Linked DNA regions of Homo sapiens: region 2 is linked to region 1. A link is an interaction called in ENCODE POLR2A ChIA-PET data of the cell type or tissue named here. Cell type or tissue: CD4-positive, alpha-beta T cell. All regions are shown on one strand. Each heading gives the region's core, and the rest is flanking DNA. Links, peaks and the distances in the headings are about the cores only.

Region 1 (5,368 bases), core at 259-5,258:
CCGAGTAGCTGGGATTACAGGCATGTGCCACCATGCCTGGCTAATTTTGTATTTTTAGTAGAGATGGAGTTTCTCCATGTTGGTCAGGCTGGTCTCGAACTCCCAACCTCAAGTAATCCACCTGCCTCGGCCTCCCAAAGTGTTGGGATTACAGGTGTGAGCCACTGCGCCCAGCCAAAACTCATTCATTATTAATTCTTTTTTTTTTTTTTTTTTTTTTTTTTAGACAGGGTCTTACTCTGTCACCCAGGCTGGGGTGCAGTGGTGCAATCCTGGCTCACTGCAGCCGCGATGTCCCAGGCTCAAGTGGTCCTCCCATCTCAGCTTCCCAAGTATCTGGGCTCACAGGCATGTGCCACTATGCCCAGCTTTTTTTTGGTAGAGATGGGCTCTCCCTGTGTTGCTCAGGGTGGTCTCAAACTCTTGGGCTCAAGCAATCCTCCCACCTTGGCCTCCCAAAGTGCTGGGATTACAGGCATGAGCCACCATGCCTGGCCAATTCATTTCAATTTAAAATGTAGACCAGACGCGGTGGCTCACGCCTGTAATCCCAGCACTTGAGAAGCCAAAGTGGGTGGATCGCTGAGGTCAGGAGTTCGAGAACGTCCTGGCCAACATGGTGAAACCCTGTCTCCACTAAAAATACAAAAATTAGCCGGGTGTGGTGGTGCGCACCTGTAATTCCAGCTACTCAGGAGGCTGAGGCAGGAGAATTGCTTGAACTGGGGAGGTAAAGGTTGCAGCGAGCCAAGATCATGCCACTGCACTCCAGCCGGGGCAACAGAGTGAATAAAACTTCGTCTCAAAAAAAAAAATAATTAATTAAAATGTAAGGGGGAGCTCAACGCAGTGGCTCATGCCTGTAATCCCAGCATTTTAGAAAGCCAGGGTGGGAAGATCGTCTGAGGCCAGGAGTTTGACCCAGCCTGGGCAACATGGCGAAACCCCATCTCTACAAAAAATACAAAAGTTAGCTGTGCATTGGGGAGGCTGTGGCGGGAGGAATGCTTGAGCCCAGGAGGCAGAGGTTGCAGTGAGCCAAGATGGTGCCACTGCACTCCAGCCTGGGAGACAGAGTGAGACCCTGTCTCACCAAAAAGAAAAAAAAAAAAAAGTAGGAAGGGGCTCACCAGGGTGGCTCACGCCTCTAATCCCAGCACTTTGGGAGGCCAAGGCAAGAGGACTGCTTGAGGCCAGGAGTTCATAACCATCCTGGGCAACACAGTGAGACCCCATCTGTAGAAATACATAAATAAATAAATTAATTTAATTTAATGTAAGAGGGGAGGAAACATGGAATAAAAAAGGTATTCCAAGTGTCCACTCAGCCAGGAAGCAGGAAGAAGCCCCCGCTATCCTTTCCAAATCCCTTTCACTTTGCAGGGAGGCAGGTTCCTTGACTTTATTCTGATAGTCCTCTCCCCTGTGTTACCTTATCAACAATCTTTCTCAGGGCCTTGAGGGTGGCATTACTTTCCAGGGTGAGTCTGACTAAGTTCTTCTGGGATGCTGCCCGGGCCTGAGTTCTTTGGGCCTTAAGTTTTCGCAGTTGTACAAGGACCAATTCCTTGTCATTACGGATATACCGGTTCTCATCTTCACTCTCACGGCTGTGTATCATGATCTTGCCTTTTGAAATAGTTATGGCATCCTAGAGGAACAGAGTAGATTAGGGGAAATCTACTTGACCAACTGAGGGTCTTCAGTGAGACAGGTAAAAGGGCTGCCTGGGGACTGAAATCAGAGCATATCATCTTTTCCCAACCAATGATCAGTGATGAGGCCCAGGGGAAACAAGGGGAAGCAAAAGAGGGGATAATAGAGCAGTTAAAGCAGTGAGTATTTCCAGGTGGCTACACTAACCTGTAGTTTCTGTATTTTTTTCATCTGTACTTCAATCTCTTTGGAGCTCTTCTCATCCTTCACCTGCAGGGTCTCAAAGGCAGCCTTTCGATCCTCTGTGGCATCAGTGTAATTCTTGAGTACATCCTGGAACTTTCTCCACAGATCTTCTACTCTGTTCTCCAGGTGCAGTCTTAGAAAGTGCTTCTCTTCTAAATTCTAGCAAGTGACCCCAAAATAGCAAATGTTTGGAATTACCTTATTAGTGCCCTTTCACTTCTACCAGCAATCCCACCCTCTTGAACTGTTTGTAGCATAGTTTAGTACAGAGGTCTCCCATGAAAATGCCTACACAAGACCAGGCAGATGATATAAATATGTTTTGTGGGCCGGGTGGGGCCTGTGGTGAACTGGAGAGGAAATGCTGCATTTGGGAGGAGGAGGGGCAGTCACTGAGCTCCACGTGAGCCTTGCCATTTGGAAATGTGGCCCAGTGTTGCCAGATCTTTAAATTTTTCAAGGGAAGCTGAAAATTTGGATGTTTTTGTGAAATCTCCAATTTTTAAGTGTAGGATGCTTATTCAAAAAATTGTATAAAACACTGTGGGGTAAATAAAAACAAAGAACTCCATACCCAAACCTAGGTCTGTGGGCTGGCTAAGATTGCAACCTCGAGGACAGTGGAAAGCACTTTGGATCAAGGGGCAGGAGACCTAGATTCTCCTGATTCTACCACAAACCAGCAGCATGACTTTGGCAGGTCATTTTACTTACTTGTGCCTTACTTTCTTCATCTGAAAATCACAGGGGTGAAGCCAGATGATCTCCTTGGTGCTTTTTAGCTCTAAAATGCATTCCCTTGACAATTTAGAATGGTCCTCCCTCCCAACCAATTTTCACAAAATTACAAAAAGCATTAGGGATACCTACAGGGGGCAATAGATGTTTTATTGACTGTGTTGGCTAAAGGGGTCTCTTCTACTTCTAGTAGCCTTGAGCATTTTTCTTTTTTTCTTTTTTTAATTTTTTTGAGACAGGGTCTCGCTCTGTCACCCAGGCTGGAGGGCAGTGTTGCTATCACAGTTCACTACAGCCTCCATCTTCTGGGCTCAAGCGATCATCCTACCTCAGCCTCTTAAGTAGCTTGGACCATAGGCACACACTACCACGCCTGGCTATTTTCTTTCTTTTTTGGGGGGGCCGGTAGAGATGGGGGGGACTCCCTATGTTGCCCAGGCTAGTCTTGAACTCCCAGTCTCAAGTGATCCTCCTGCCTTGGCCTACCAAGGTGCTGGGATTACAGGTGTGAGCCACTGTGCCCAGCCTCCTTGAGCATTTTTCTATCACCTCCTCCCACTTCTTGCCTATCTACTCTCCCTCCGTACCATGTTTTTGAGATCATTCCACATGCTCTGGAACTCCAGCTTGCTTTCATACTCAGAATCTATATAGTTCTGCTCCATGGCCATGAAGATATCTTGCAGATAGTGAATCTCTTTCTCATGTTGGTCAATAATTGTCTTCCTGTAGGAGACAAGACACTGTCCCTGCTCTGAGGGATACAGGATATTGACCAATAATGACAATTCAAAGCAGTATGTAATCTATGTGAATGGTACAAACTCTTAGGTACTGATGGAGAAAAGAGAGAGGGAAGGCTTTACTCTTTTTAGGGCTAGAAAGAATGAGTAAGGTTATTTTATTTTGATTTCTGAATGGGTAATACATTCATGTGATACAAAAAAAGTACAAAAGGTTACAGTGAGAAGTCTCTCTCCCATCCCTGTTCCCTGCCAAATGGGTAGGATTTTGATAGTTGAAAGTGGGTAGTTGGTCCCTCTCCCTCTCCCTCTCCCTCTCCCCATGGTCTCCCTCTCCCCATGGTCTCCCTCTCCCTCTCTTTCCACGGTCTCCCTCTCATGCCGAGCCGAAGCTGGACTATACTGCTGCCATCTCGGCTCACTGCAACCTCCCTGCCTGATTCTCCTGCCTCAGCCTGCCGAGTGCCTGCGATTGCAGGCGCGCGCCTCCACGCCTGACTGGTTTTCGTATTTTTTTGGTGGAGACGGGGTTTCGCTGTGTTGGCCGGGCTGGTCTCCAGCTCCTAACCGCGAGTGATCCGCCAGCCTCGGCCTCCCGAGGTGCCGGGATTGCAGACGGAGTCTGGTTCACTCAGTGCTCAATGGCGCCCAGGCTGGAGTGCAGTGGCGTGATCTCGGCTCGCTACAACCTCCACCTCCCAGCCGCCTGCCTTGGCCTCCCGAAGTGCCGAGATTGCAGCCTCTGCCCGGCCGCCACCCCGTCTGGGAAGTGAGGAGCGTCTCTGCCTGGCCGCCCATCGTCTGGGATGTGAGGAGCCCCTCTGCCTGGCTGCCCAGTCTGGAAAGTGAGGAGCGTCTCTGCCTGGCCGCCATCCCATCTGGGAAGTGAGGAGCGCCTCTTCCCGGCCGCCATCACATCTAGGAAGTGAGGAGCGTCTCTGCCCGGCCGCCCATCGTCTGGGATGTGGGGAGTGCCTCTGCCCCGCCGCCCTGTCTGGGATGTGAGGAGCGCCTCTGCCCGGCCGCCACCCCGTCTGGGAGGTGAGGAGCGTCTCTGCCCAGCCGCCCCGTCTGAGAAGTGAGGAGACCCTCCGCCCGGCAGCTGCCCCGTCTGAGAAGTGAGGAGCCTCTCCGCCCGGCAGCCACCCCGTCCGGGAGGGAGGTGGGGGGGTCAGCCCCCCGCCCGGCCAGCCGCCCCATCCGGGAGGTGAGGGGTGCCTCTGCCCGGCCGCCCCTACTGGGAAGTGAGGAGCCCCTCTGCCCGGCCGCCCCTACTGGGAAGTGAGGAGCCCCTCTGCCCGGCCACCACCCCGTCTGGGAGGTGTGCCCAACAGCTCATTGAGAACGGGCCAGGATGACAATGGCGGCTTTGCGGAATAGAAAGGGGGGAAAGGTGGGGAAAAGATTGAGAAATCGGATGGTTGCCGTGTCTGTGTAGAAAGAAGTAGACATGGGAGACTTTTCATTTTGTTCTGTACTAAGAAAAATTCTTCTGCCTTGGGATCCTGTTGATCTGTGACCTTACCCCCAACCCTGTGCTCTCTGAAACATGTGCTGTGTCCACTCAGAGTTAAGTGGATTAAGGGCGGTGCAAGATGTGCTTTGTTAAACAGATGCTTGAAGGCAGCATGCTCATTAAGAGTCATCACCACTCCCTAATCTCAAGTACCCAGGGACACAAACGCTGTGGAAGGCCGCAGGGTCCTCTGCCTAGGAAAACCAGAGACCTTTGTTCACTTGTTTATCTGCTGACCTTCCCTCCACTATTGTCCTGTGACCCTGCCAAATCCCCCTCTGTGAGAAACACCCAAGAATGATCAATAAAAAAAAAAAAAAAAGAAAGAAAGTGGGTAGTTGGTAAAAGGAATTTGAGGAGTTAAATTTAAAAAGAAGAAAAAAAAGTTATTTAAAAAAGTAAAACAATAACATAGCCAGGTGTGGTGGCACGCACCTGTAATCCCAGCTACTGGGGACACTGAGGCAGG
Region 2 (5,305 bases), core at 1-5,000, 61 kb before region 1:
CTCTCCTGGTGCCCCTTGCCTTATCTCACCGACCGTCACTTCCCCAGCCCGAGGTTGGCCCCTGCCGCTCCGCTTAGGGTGCGGAGCCTCTCAAAGCTCACCGTACGGCCTGCCTCGTTGTTGTGAAGGTTCATGAGGAAGCGCAGGTCCCGCCCCTTCTCCCCGGAGTCCACGAACTCCCGGCCGAAGAGGCGGCCGAAGTCAATGTTGTCGCTGCAGCCCCCCCAGTGCCAGTCGGGGCCCCCGGGGCCGCGCCGCCGGTAGTCACACGTGCAGGATTCGATGGAACCTTCTGAGCAGGAGCGCGCCACCGAATGGGTGACCCCGGCGGAGGTGATAGCGAAGATAAACGCCGTTTCTCGACAGCCTGTGGGAGAAGGGAGCGGGGATCAGCGAGGGGGTACGCGGGGCGCGGCCAGCACCCTCATGAAGGGCTTGGGACCGGAATCCCACCCCCGACTCCGCACTTTGAGTCCTGAGAGCCAGGGCCGGCAGTGCTGGAAAGCTGGTCTCTAGGGCTAGTAGAGAAAGCAGGTGCGTGGGCACGCAGCCACGTCCACGGGCGTAATCACACCTTACTGGGAGATTCTAGGGCGCATTTTGGCTCGATAGCGGAAGTGGAGCAGCCCCAGAGAGACAAACCGAAGAGAGGGGAGCGGAAGAACCATACATCCCCAAGACTTCTTCGCAGCCCAAAACTTTCGGCCCATTTTGGCGGTGCAAGCCTTGCTGGGCGAGAGGCCAGACACACGCCTGCAGAGAGCAGCTTCCCAGGCGCTTTTGAGAGAGGCTGGGGGAAAGCGGCGGTCAGCCGGCGTCCGCGACCCGAAACTTTCTTTATCTGGGGCAGTAGCTCAGAAAAGTTAAGCTTCGTTTCCAGGGTGCACGGCTGGAAAACGCCTGGTAGAAGTCTGGCCCCGAGCTGGCGCTGGGCACGAGGCACTTGGCAAGGTTGATTGTGTGACCCTCCAGGCGCCTGGGACACCTTCTCTGAACTCGCCCGCCCATGCCCTGGGGGTGACCCCGCGTTTCCCCTGCTCCCGGAAGCGTCGCCTTCCTGGGCACCCACCTCGGTTGACGATCTTGCCGAAGAGGTGGGGCCCTGGAGCAGTGGGACAGTTCCAGCGGCGATTCCGGAACTGCCACTTGCACTCGCGCACGGCACTCTGCAGCCCCCCACTCACGCTGTGCAGGATCCCCGGATTTTGGCGTATCAGACGCCGCTGTTTGCGGCTCAACAGCTGCAGACTGGGCTCGAGTACCAGTTGCAGACTCTTGGAGTCTGTAAGCAGGTTCGTGGAGGAGGCTACGTTCACAATACCCCTGGTGGGACGTATGATAGCTCAGGCTCAGGAAGGGGATCCGCACCCTAACCATAAAAACTGTGCCACCCGGTCCTCTTCCTGGGGGTATGTGGCTGGAGAGAATGGCGGGAGATTAATAATACCCGCTCTCCCAGGCTCACTAATTTGAAAGAACTGGGCGTCCAGACTTGTGTGTGCCCAGTAGTCCCAGGGCTGCTCGCCTGAGCCCTAGGTCCGGAGACTGGACAGAGGAGGTACCCGGAGACCGAGTGTCTACCTTGGATCTCCGAGCCTCTTCCGGTCAGCCTGAGCGAGATAATCATGGCCTGCAGTTCTTGCCCACCCAAGGCGTGAAATGCTTAGGAGTCCCACCCTCTTCTCCCCTCCTTTCTAGGCGAACTCCTGGCCCTTCACTTCCCGAGGTGGGGAAACCTGTGGTGAGCCACCGCCGTGAGGCTGGAGTTGGCGCTCAAAGGGGAAGGGCGGTGCTAGATGAGAGTGGGCTCCCTGCCTGGGGTATCTTAGGCCTCCGCGGGCGGATCATTCGCCCCACTTGTACAGAGCTGGAGTCTGGGGCAGTTTCATGCCAGATCGCCCTTCGGTGTCGCGGAGGGAAGTCAGAGCGGGGAGGGAGCCTGTCGGCAGACGGATCCCAGAGCGTGGGAGCTGGGTAGGGTTGGCCCCTGGCTCTGTGCCGCGGGACAAGTGGCGACCCCGCACCAGCTCACTTACCACCATCGGCCACTGCTGTTGGCAGCCAGGGCTGCGGGCAGAGCGGCCAGCGCCAGCAGCAGCGTAGCAGAAACCCAGCCAGGCAACAGCGCCCAGAGCCCCATGGCCTGCCTGGCTTTGCCCGCTCTGTGCTGCAGTTGCGGCGACTTTGGTTGTTGCCCGCGACGGTGGGACGGGACGCGGCGGTGGCGGCAGTGGCGAGAGTTCGCAGTCTGGCTTTAACAACCCTGGGGGCGGGCGGCGGACAGCATGGCTCGCGGTCCCGGCTGGTGGGCTGAGGCGGCCACGGCGGGCGGCACCGCCTCTTATAGTTGCGGCGCTGGCTGAAGTGACGGGAGGAGGCTGCCCCTCCGGGCCGCACTGTGGCACCAGGGCGCACCGGTTAGGGGCGCAGACAATGGGCAGCGAGCGGGGCTGTGGTTCCCGCCCGTCTGAGCCGAGAGCTGACGGGTTGGCCGTCGGGGCTCACCCCCGCCCCCTGCCCGGTGGCCCCCGCCTCCGGGCCTGCACTGGCCGCGGACCCCTCCCCTTGGGACACCCTCCCACGCGCGCCCGCCTCACTCAGCTGAGCGTCCGGAGCCCGTCGAGGACTAGCATCCGCCAGGGGGCGCGGCGAGAGTGTGCTGCGGGGAGAGCCCGCCAGGGGCCCAGCCCGCCTCGCCGCCCGCGGTGGGGTTGTCCCCTCGACGTCACCCCGGGCCCCTCCGACGTCCCCTCTCTCCCCCATCCTGAGTGTCGGAAGGAAAGCTGTGGTTCTGGGCAGCGACTCCGGGGAGATGCTTAACCGCCCAGGAACCCCCGATGGCTGGACAGAGAAGGAAAAAGGGGAGACGGGGGCGTGAGTGCGGCTGTGGTCAGGGAAATCCCGGGGATGAGTTGTGGGGGTGAGCTAACCAAAAGGAGCCTAGCGGTGGAGAGAAACCTAAAGCAACAGGCAGTTTGCTCATGTGCGCCAGAAGAAGCGCACAAGTGGCTGTGTGTGTGTGTGTGTGTGTGTGTGTGTGTGAAGTGGAACAACGTGAATATGGGTGGGAGTGAGAATGTGCTGTGTTCTGAGGGTGCATCCTCCTGTGTGTTGGTACGTGCAGAAACTCCTTGTTCTGACGAAGGATGTTAGGAAACTTTCCAAAGAATTTTGGAATTTAGCTCAAGTCAGAAAAGGTCATGGAGTCACCTTGTCACAGTCACCGCCTGGGGCAGTGTGTCAGGAAGGAGGTGGCAACTGTCGACAGGAGACTCAGAAGCATGATTGAGGGATGCAGAGTGTCTGGACTGTGTGTGGAGTGGGTGGATGAGCATGTGCATGGGAAGATTAAATATGTGTGTATGCGTCATTCTGTTGCCCTTTGTACCTCGTGGCATCCTATGGCGTGTCACACTGTGGTATGTGTCAACCAGTGCATGTCATTGGGGGAGAGAGCCGAGCCTACAACCAAGATGGTATTGAGGTGAACCCAGCCTGGAGTGGCTAAGTCTCTGAGGCCTAGGCTCAGAAAGGATGGGAAATGGTGCGGATGTCCACTGTATGTATGGTGATGGAGAGGACTGGGAAGACAAGGGTTGCTGGCTACATTGAACCTAGATGAGGAAACTTGTGCCTCCATGTGTTTGCTTCTCTTTGGATGTTTCTGCCAAGTTTCTGTCTTTCCCTAAAGCTCTAGTTCCCACCACACTGGGATACCCAGAGTGCCTGTGACCATCTCATCCATTGTACACTTTTCTCTTCTCTCCCAGGGACTCCTACTCAGCTTCAAGGCCATTTAGGCCTCCTATTGAAGAAGTGACAGGCTGGGCGCGGTGGCTCATGCCTATAATCCCCGCACTTTGGGAGGCCGAGGCAGGTGGATCATGAGGTCAGGAGATCGAGACCATCCTGGCCAACATAGTGGAATCCCATCTCTAATAAAAATACAAAAATTAGCTGAGTGTGGTGGCGCACACCTGTAGTCCCAGCTACTCAGGAGGCTGAGGCAGGAGAATGGCTTGAACCCGGGAGGTGGAGATTGCAGTGAGCCGAGATCACGCCATTGCACTCCAGTCTGGGCTACAGAGCAAGACTTCATCTGAAAAAAAAAAAAAAAGTGGCTGCTTTTCCCTATATGGGGAATAGGGGGCACTGCCAGCCTGGTTATCATGCCCCACCACCACACACATGGCCCCTGGAAGGAGGGAAGATCTCTTCTCTCTCCCCATTTTGCAGAATTAAAAATAGATCAGGCACTTGTCCAAGGTCCACGTCTAATAAATGAATCAATGGTAGAGCCAGATTAAAACCCAGACCAATTTGACTCAAAGCCCATGCTCTTTCGACCTTACCAGCTGCTTGCCAGTGTGCAGCAATTACAGGCTGGGAACCCTTCTCAAAATTGATGGGTAAAAATAATTTTTTGGGCCTTTCTGCCTCCCTTTTGAGTTCTAGCTCTCATTTTTTTCATCTCCCTTGTCTTTTAGGATGCCTTCTGACTGAGAAATTTCCCCAGGCCTGAACCTAAAGTCTCAAGTCCCAGAAATGACTAGGATTCCCTTCTAAGGCAGGGAAATCACTCTAAGGAATAAATGCCAGGTAAGTTTCATTAATATTCCCGGGCACTTGTGTTTTAAATGAGATGCATATTAACCCAAATGAAGCCTGATGGAAGTTATTTTAGAAAGAAATGTCCTTCTTTCCCTTTTTTCTTCCCTTTTGCCCAGCCTAGTATATCTGGCCCTTCCAAGGATCCACCCCAGAGGGAAAAGGTGTAGTGGTCCAGCACCCTCCGTAGATCCAAAAGCCAGTAGTCCCTGCAGAGAGCACCCAGCATAGATAGCTCAAGTAAATGGACAATGTATCACGGGGAGCCTGTCCTTTATCCCTTATGAGTTTCTTCCCACTGGGGCCTGGGTCACATCTTTTGGCCTGGTGGATTGATACAACACCGTGAGGGTGGGAGGCTGGCTGGAAAATATGGAAGCCCTGTCTTTGACGACTGTTGTCAAGCAGAGGTGGGAAGAGAGGAAAGGAGCCACTGTGCTTTGTTCCAACATTCCACACACCAGGAGTAGGGGGCAAGAGGGTAAGGCCCCTAGATCTGGGTCACACTGTTTATGACCTGGCTGACATTTCTTTTTCAAAATATGAAATGCTTCACAAATTTGCATGTCATCCTTGTGCAGGGGCCATGCTAATCTCTATATCATTCCAATTTTAGTATATGTGCTGCCAAAACAAGCACCCAACTTTCTATTTAGATCAAATAATCATGATATCAACTGTCCCCTCTTTCTTTCCT

The links. ChIA-PET counts read pairs that join two places held together with the same protein. Peaks named below come from ENCODE experiments on the same cell type or tissue, not always from the same donor. Only the 100,000 strongest peaks of a DNase experiment are listed, where the experiment ranks them.
Region 2: POLR2A ChIA-PET joins it to region 1 with 8 read pairs; 15 of 35 experiments call an interaction of 5 or more read pairs at or near these places.

What each region holds. Positions count from the first base shown.
Region 1 is chr12:48,914,968-48,920,335 of GRCh38, reverse strand. DRC2 (dynein regulatory complex subunit 2) reads right to left here. Exons shown (of 8, transcript NM_033124.5): 4 at 3,228-3,366; 5 at 1,864-2,061; 6 at 1,433-1,651. Among named protein-coding and RNA genes, the nearest start is that of FKBP11, 7.8 kb to the left of the region's middle. In CD4-positive, alpha-beta T cell, for the core only: no CTCF peak of the experiment used is centred there; a DNase peak (open chromatin) is centred at 2,255; H3K4me3 peaks cover 1,497 bases; H3K27ac peaks cover 2,181 bases.
Region 2 is chr12:48,975,486-48,980,790 of GRCh38, reverse strand. WNT1 (Wnt family member 1) reads right to left here and starts at 2,469. Exons shown (of 4, transcript NM_005430.4): 1 at 2,037-2,469; 2 at 1,070-1,323; 3 at 102-367. The coding sequence starts at 2,140. It also overlaps the pseudogene RNU6-940P. RefSeq lists enhancers at 330-931, 932-1,531 and a silencer at 2,415-2,784. In CD4-positive, alpha-beta T cell, for the core only: CTCF peaks have their summits at 2,425 and 2,644 (motif pointing right); DNase peaks (open chromatin) are centred at 30, 600, 1,110, 2,780 and 3 weaker places; H3K4me3 peaks cover 2,346 bases; H3K27ac peaks cover 869 bases; H3K27me3 peaks cover 1,279 bases.